3 separate regions of the Homo sapiens genome follow, and all the other regions are linked to region 2. Evidence: chromatin loops called from intact Hi-C (ENCODE). Cell type or tissue: PC-9. All regions are shown on one strand.

What was found. Hi-C counts contacts between places; a loop is a spot of excess contacts. Peaks named below come from ENCODE experiments on the same cell type or tissue, not always from the same donor. Only the 100,000 strongest peaks of a DNase experiment are listed, where the experiment ranks them.
Region 1: it touches region 2 in a loop (9-fold over the local background); 90 of 110 quality-filtered maps call a loop at or near these places.
Region 3: a loop joins it to region 2, with 11 times the contacts of the local background. A loop is called at or near these places in 18 of 110 quality-filtered maps.

The regions. Positions count from the first base shown.
Region 1 is chr17:39,547,042-39,549,541 of GRCh38, reverse strand. It overlaps a transcript of CDK12 not described here. Among named protein-coding and RNA genes, the nearest start is that of NEUROD2, 60 kb to the left of the region's middle. In PC-9, CTCF peaks have their summits at 1,286 and 1,489 (motif pointing left); a DNase peak (open chromatin) is centred at 1,731.
Region 2 is chr17:39,621,095-39,623,594 of GRCh38, reverse strand. It overlaps LOC124903997 (a long non-coding RNA gene), which reads right to left and starts at 1,753. Exons shown (of 2, transcript XR_007065748.1): 1 at 1,699-1,753; 2 at 435-1,519. RefSeq lists an enhancer at 914-1,203. In PC-9, CTCF peaks have their summits at 1,317 and 1,517 (motif pointing left); DNase peaks (open chromatin) are centred at 34 and 1,454.
Region 3 is chr17:39,863,823-39,866,322 of GRCh38, reverse strand. It overlaps IKZF3 (IKAROS family zinc finger 3), which reads left to right and starts at 2,011. Exons shown (of 8, transcript NM_012481.5): 1 at 2,011-2,203. The coding sequence starts at 2,197. RefSeq lists enhancers at 1,253-1,312, 1,373-1,442, 2,170-2,259, 2,270-2,389. In PC-9, no CTCF peak of the experiment used is centred here; no DNase peak of the experiment used is centred here; H3K4me3 peaks cover 765 bases; H3K27me3 peaks cover 1,900 bases.

The DNA of each region.
Region 1 (2,500 bases), 74 kb after region 2:
GAGAGAAGAATGGAGAGAGGGAGGAAGGAGCCATAACTTCGGTGGGAGCAGATGGGTCAGATAGGATAAAATATGCAGAGAGAGATGTTCATGTGGGCACCATGTCCCCTAGCACTTCATAGGTAAAGGACCTGAAAGGACCCGTCCTGTTTATCTTTTCTTCAAGCAAAAAGAAGAAGCAGAGCTGTAGCGTGAAGTCACCTTGGCCTGGCTGCCTGGCAGGCAGTGAATAGGGTATCTCCCTTGATGAGCACTGACCGCTCTCCTCCTCCATACTTACGGTGTCCCTAGCATTTTAGGTAAGGCATTTGCCCCCTTCCACCCCTCTGCAAAGCCCTCTGGCCCCAAGCGATACAAAACTAATGGGCACTGAAAGCTGTTGGGAGAGGAGCTGGGAAAGTAGGGGTGACTAAGGGTGACACTCAGAATCCAGGCAAGAGTGGGGGTTTTGCCAACCCAGGGCCCCCGTCTGGCCTCCTTGGCAGCCTCAGCACCTCCTCACTTCACTTTAACGCTAATTGGAGATTTTAATCTGCACTGCTGCTCTGCTCGGGGTGCTGGGGGGAGCGCCAGCTGTGCAGTAATTCCAGCAGCACCGACTGTTTAATCAAGCTGTCCTCCTGGGGAGGGGCCCTCAGGCATGGGGGTAGGAAGGAGGAGGAGAACCTCTGTCATGTCCCTTAGCCTGTTCAGCCTGGAAGGGCTTCATGGAGATGGAGGGTCAATTGTGGAGTCCTCAGTCCCATAGAGGCCCCAGGGCCATTTGGCACCCCTAGCAGAAACACTGCCTGATACAGGGTGGGTATGAGGCTCATGGCCCAAAGCAGCCCACACTCCTATCCAGCTTTCTGACACCATTTTTGGCTCAGGGCCCTGGAATGTCCTGGGGTGTATTCCAGCCACTGAGGCTGCAAACATCCACTAGACCATCTTGAATTCTATAGGTTTGTGCTGGAGTAGGTGACGGGGAGACTAACTCTCCCAGGCTTCAGTCACCCCTAACACTTTCTCACTAACAAAACACTTTTCTTAGAACAATTATAAGAGATTTTTTCCCCCTAAAAACCACAGGCACCTCCACCATCTGGGTCGGAAAGTGACTGCCATTAAGGCAGGGGGACAACGGGGCATACAGCTGGAACCTGCTACACCTTAAGGGAGAGATGCACCTGTGCAAGGTGTTAAGTGCCTGGAAAGAGGGGGCTTCCCAAGTTCAGCTGGAAGCACATTGAGATGTCAGGCCACTAGAGCAAAGTGTTTAGGGGTCTCAGGCCATTTTCAAGGAAGAACAAGTGGTACCAAATATTTGTCTCACTTTTTGGGCCCATGCTCTCTGGGGCCCAGAGAGCCCCAGAGTTTCTGACCCCTGTTTTGGAGAAAGGGTGCCCTCATCCCCAAACTGTCTGCTAAGGGGCATGAGTTTTAATTGGCCAGCAGCGCCCTCGTGTGGCAGAAACCATGACTGCAGCTGCCCAACTGGCAGGCCTGTTCTGTGTGATCAGATAACCTGGTAGACAGAAGACATGAAGATAAGTTATAAATGCTGGTGCTCAAGGTACCCCATGCATACTTACTGCTTGACTACATCCAGGGACGTTTCTTGCTAACACTTGCTCTATCCCTCTGTCTACCTCAGCCCACCTGCTTCACCTCTAACTCAACCCATATGCCTACCAGGAGAGGGAGCACCTTACCCAGAGGTGGCACTTACTTGAGCTGCTGCATGTGCTGTCTGGATTGCAGGGATGAGAGAGGCACTGCAGAGAGAGGAGGCCTAGGGTCAAGAGGATAAGCTGATGTCACCTCCTATGCCCAGGATGCAGGGAGATGCTCTGCCCACACCTGACCCTGCAACTCTCAACAGCCCCCAGAGGAGAGCTGACACCTGAGCTCAAGACAGTAACACCTAGTAGTTGATTCTGCTTTATGGCCATCTATTCTCCACTTCCTGGAGGCATCTGGGAATGAGTATGGACAGATTCTCAGAGCCTAAGATCCTGGTCCTGGGAAATAGACACTAGATAAATCATCTTTCCTTTCGGAACAGTCTGGATATTATTAAAAACAAATGCACACATAAAACCATTCGCTCAAAAGATCCAGGTAGGCCAGGCGCAGTGGCTCACACCTGTAATCCCAGCACTTTGGGAGGCCAAGGCAGGCGGATCACCTGAGGTCGGGAGTTCGAGACCAGCCTCATCATCATGGAGAAACCCCATCTCTAATAAAAATACAAAAATTAGCCTGGCATAGTGGCGCATGCCTGTAATCCCAGCTACTCAGGAGGCTGAGGCAGGAGTATAGCTTGAATCCGGGAGGCAGAGGTTGCAGTGAGCCAAGATCGTGCCATTGCACTCCAGCTTGGGCAACAAAAGCGAAACTCCGTCTCAAAAAAAAAAAAAAAAAAAAAAATCCTAGTACTCTCCCAGGATAGCAAGCAACTAGGAAGAATGCACATCTGTGGCTTCAGATTTCTAGCCCCCAGAAGAAAGGCTACCTG
Region 2 (2,500 bases):
GGCCAGGGTTTGGGTGGCTGCTGCAGGCACTGTGGGTCTGGAGTTGGGCATCACACCCGTGACCTTGGCACCACAGAGCTGAGCCGGAGCCGGCTGGGTTGGCATGTGGCAGCTGGAAGGGAGGCCCCGGAAGTCCCAGGAAACACCCTTAGAGGAGCCGGGGAGTGCTGGCTGGGAGCACTGGGGTGTCTTTCCCTGCCCTTGGGGGAAGGGAGAAGGGGGGACGCGGGAGGAAGAGGAATTCCAAGACCCACCTCTCTGGGGAAACCCGTGTACCCGAGAGGAGAGGGCAAGGACACCCTCAGTAGGAGCAGTGGTGGCACCAAGACAGGTGGACAACCATCTGAGACACTCATTTACACATGCACTCATTCATTCATTCACCCATCGTCCATCCCTTTGCCCATTCAGTAAATTCACATTGGGTGCTTAGGTGCTTTTTTTCAAATCAGCTTTGTTGAGTTACAGTTTGCCTACAATAAAGTGTTAAATATACATTTCAATGAGTTTTTGGAAATTTATATAGCATTTGACCACCACAATACAGATATATAATGTTTCTGTCACCCCAGAACGTTCGTTTTTGCCCCATCCAAGTCAATCTCCCTTCTCCCCTCATTGGGTGTATCGTAACTCTTAGCACACTATTTTGATACGTGTCTTTCTCACCTTTTTTTTTTTTTTTTTTTTTTTTTGGAGACAGGATCTTGCTCTGTTGCCCAGGCTGGAGTGCAGTGGCGCCATCACGGCTCACTGCAGCCTCGACCTCCTAGGCTCAAACGATCCTCCTGCCTCAGCCTTCTGTGTAGCTGGAACTACAGATGTGCACCACCACACCTGACTAATGTTTTTTTTATTATTGTTTTTTGTAGAGACAGGGTCTCACTTTGTTGCCCAGGCTGGTCTCGAACTCCTGGGCTCAAGTGATCCTTCCGCCTCAGCCTCCCAAAGGCCTGGGATTACAGGCTTGAGCCACCGTCCCTGGCCGCCATCTCTGTTTACATCATCACCGACCTGCCACAGTACCCAGAATACAGCAGGCACTGCATGACGCCGAGAGGATGGTTTGAGAAGTGAATGAATAGATGAATACATGAGTCAGAAATTGACAACGGTGACACATATGGAGCCTCTGTGCTGGGCACCGGGGCTAGGCCCTTCCTATGCACTCTCATTTAATCCTCGCTAGTATCCTTCCAATTCACAGATGAGGCTATTAGATTCAGAGAGGTTCAGCAGCTTTTGCCCAGAGTCTGGGTTCAAACGCAAACAGTCCAACTCCAGAGCCCTCCCTCTTTAACTGCTGCTTTTAACACATTCAGGATGGACGCGTGGAAGATCGCTTGCACGCACTGCAGTGGGCTCCTCTCTTTCTCTGCCCTGGACCAGGTTTCTCTCTCTCAGTCCCGCCGGTTTGGACAGTTCTCGGAAGCAGTAGAGATCGATGTGCGGAGGCTGCCCTCTGGTGGCACAAACGAGTACAGCAGTATATGTGCCCTCTGGCGCCCCCAGGTGGGAGCTGGGAAGTTGAGAAGAGAGCAAGCTGCAGCCCACAGCAGGGGTAGCCTCAGTCCCCGGCACCTGGAGACCCCCTGCTCTGGCCACTGCCTGGTGCCCCCCGAGGTGCCAGCTGAGGCTGCCCCCGAAGAATGCCAGCTGCCGGAGCCCCCCGCCTCCCACTCCCTCCACCAGCCTTACACACACTCCAATCCCGGTCCAGTCGGCTGCTTCCATTCCCTGAAGAAGAGGCCCTAAAGTTAAAACAGCTGTTAATTTATAAACCAATTTTTCCGTGACTGCTTAATAAATCGCCAGCAGCTGCTCTGCCCCGTCCTCCTGCCCAGGCACCCGGCCCCGGGGGCTGCATGGAGAAGCTCAGAGCCGCCAGCCTGCCCTTCCTGCCTTCTTCCCCCAACCTCTCCAACTTGCTCCCATTCACCCAGAAACTGGGCATCTTGCAGGGCAGGTGGGTGGGGGCAGGGGTGTGGACCCTGATGAACCCCGATTCTCTGGTCTTCAGTGGAGTGCTGAGACAGGGATGGGTTTTCTTTCCTAATGGGCTGCAGCCCAAGGGCCATCCCTCCCTAAGTCCCACAACCCCCATATCCCACCCGACTTTCAGGTCCAGAAGGTGGGTGTCAAAGGTTTCTCTAGTTTTGGGGAAATGAGGGTGTCCAGATTCCCTGGGGAAGTCCCCCTGAGCCACCAGGAGGTAAGGGGACCCTGAGATCATGGGAATCCCAGTGTTCTGTCTCAGGGTGGTCCCCCTGACAGATGCTAATAGACTGACTCCCTGACCCTGCTGTGCTCTCAAGGGTGGGCTGGCAGGGGGCAAGAGATGCTGGGATAGCATCCTGTTCTGGAGCTCCCAGTGCCCACCCGTCCTGAGGCTCCAGTGTGGAGGGATCAGGGCCACCTGAATACTCACTTTGCCCAGCTTCTGCTAGCATATAAACAGCACCATGAAAATTCACATGGGGAGGGGCCATGTGAACTGCGG
Region 3 (2,500 bases), 240 kb before region 2:
TTATCACTTGATGTTAACCTTGGTCTGCTGGCTGAGGTACTGTTTGTCAGGTTTCTCCACTGTCAACTTATTCCCCTGCTTTCATACTATACTCTTCGGAAGGAAGTCACTTTGTGCACCCACACTTAAAGAGTGGGGATTTATGCTGCATCTCCTTGAAGGTGGAGTAGCTACATAAGTTATTTTACCAATTCACTTTTAATCCCCTTAGGTATCACTCTCGGGAGTCCGAAATACTCAGTATTGAACTATTTACAGAGTACTAACACGTTCCACTGTCAAATATACAGAAGAACATTGTAATGGAAAATCATAAAGTTTCCTTACAACTTTTTTTTTTTTTTTTTGAGACGAAGTCTCACTCTGTTGCCCAGGCTGGAGTTCAGTGGCAAGATCTCGGCTCACTGCAACCTCTGCCTGCTGGGTTCAAGCGATTCTCCTGCCTCAGCCTCCTGAGTAGCTAGGATTAGAGGCATGCGCCACCACGCCCAGCTAATTTTTGTATTTTTAGTAGAGACAGTATTTTGCCATGTTGGCCAGGCTGGTCTCGAACTCCTGACCTCGTGATCCACCTGCCTTGGCCTCCCAAAGTGCTGGGATTACAGGCGTGAGCCACTGCGCCTGGCCTACAACTTTTTCATAACCAAATAACTTTTCATCCTCATACCATCCCTGTGAAATTTTACAGTTCCTCTTCTGCTACTTTTGATGTGCTATTTTTGCTTTTAGAAACTAACAAACAACAAATTTCCCCTTTCAGTACTAAAATTAGACCTAGTGTTTAGAGTATTTCTCCAAAATTGACATCCTGCAGAACTCCCAACTCATACAGTTATAGAGATGCTACTGTGGTGCTTAAAGCCAGTGTAGTTTTTCACCCACTTGAATATATATACACACATCACATAGACTGCCTATACCAACGACATACTATTGTTTAAAGCTACAATTCATAAAATTACAGCATGTATACTTTAACTTGTAAGTGTGGGTTTCTTCTGATATGGACAGCTGATGCACAAACCCTCAGCCTTAAGTCTCAAATATATTTGTATGCACTAATATAATTTTCTAATAGCGGTGACAGTGGCCTTTTGAGACTCATTCGTATATTGTCCCACACGCTGGATATCTTTAGAAGGGCTCACCTGAACAATGTCCCTTAGACCTCAATGTGAAGAAAAGTTCTGCTTTGAAAAACAGTTTTGTGGTCACTTCCCCTTTCCTCTCTCTGCAGTCAAATGTGTGCTTTACCTCTGGACAGTAGGGAGGGTGTTGGGAGAAGATGTTGACTGATACATATCTGTATACTAACATCTTTAAGTTAATTTTACAATCTTACTGCCCCCACCTTCCACCCTTAGCTCTACTTTCTTTGCTTAATTTTCTGGTACATCATATATGTATTTTTGTAAGGTGTGTATTTAGAAGAAGGCAGGCTGGGAGAAAATAAACACACTCTATAAAACACTCCCTCTATTTATATAGAGTGGGTAGTATTGCGTGAGTGGTGGCAAATAAATCAAGCAGTTCCCAGAGGGAAAACAAAAGTGAGATAAATGCTTCCAAAAATTAAAAAGTTGAATTGATAGAAGTGCCAAAATCCTTTCCAACTGTCTGAAAACTTGGACCAAAAACTTTTACCATGTGAAATGAAAAAGTGAGGAAGGAAAAAAAAATACTTTGAAAGAAGGGGGTTCTCATTGATACTTTCCACGGCTGTTATCACTGAATCTAGACAAAAAGTTCCAGATCTTCCTCAATTTAAGATAAACGTCTTTGAACTTCAGCTTGCCAAGAAAGCAAGGCTGACCCCCGACCCTCCGTGTGATGTCACTTTTCTCATCCATTATCCTTCTAAAATAGACATTTTGAGACAATTTAGTGATGCGACATTTCCATCCTGTCGGGGTTCCTTGGGTTTGACATTCGAAAGGGGGCTGGAGGCGCGGAACCCGCGGCACTCCGCGGCCAGCGTCCTTTAAAGCCGCCGCCAGCCAGCGCCGCTGTAACCCCGCGCACCGGCAGGTCGCCGGCTCCTGCCCTTTTCAGTCTGCGCCGACGCGGCTGCCGGATCCCGGGGACTCCCCGCGCCGGGAATCTCCCGCCAGCTGCGCGCTGAGTCCAGGCGACGGCAGGAGCACGTGGAGAGGCCGAGTAGCCACAGCGGCAGCTCCAGCCCGGCCCGGCAGCGACATGGAAGGTGAGCCTCCAGCCCGCTTCTTTTCTCCGGGGTCTTTGAGAAACTTAACCTGTGCAAGCAGTAGAAAGAGTTTCTTCTGAATCTCAGTTTTGCTTCTATTTACTTCTTTTGTCAAAAGTAAATATGAGGTATTTCAGAGGACAAAGCGCGTCGGTTCTCTTAACGTCTCTCACTTGTCCTTCCCCCGCCCTTTGGAAAGTGATAACTTCTTCGCAATTTTATTTCTAAAGAGTTGTCAGACATGGGGGGTCTACCCTACATCTGCAGAGGAAGAGCACTTAAGGGGTGTCCCTGAAA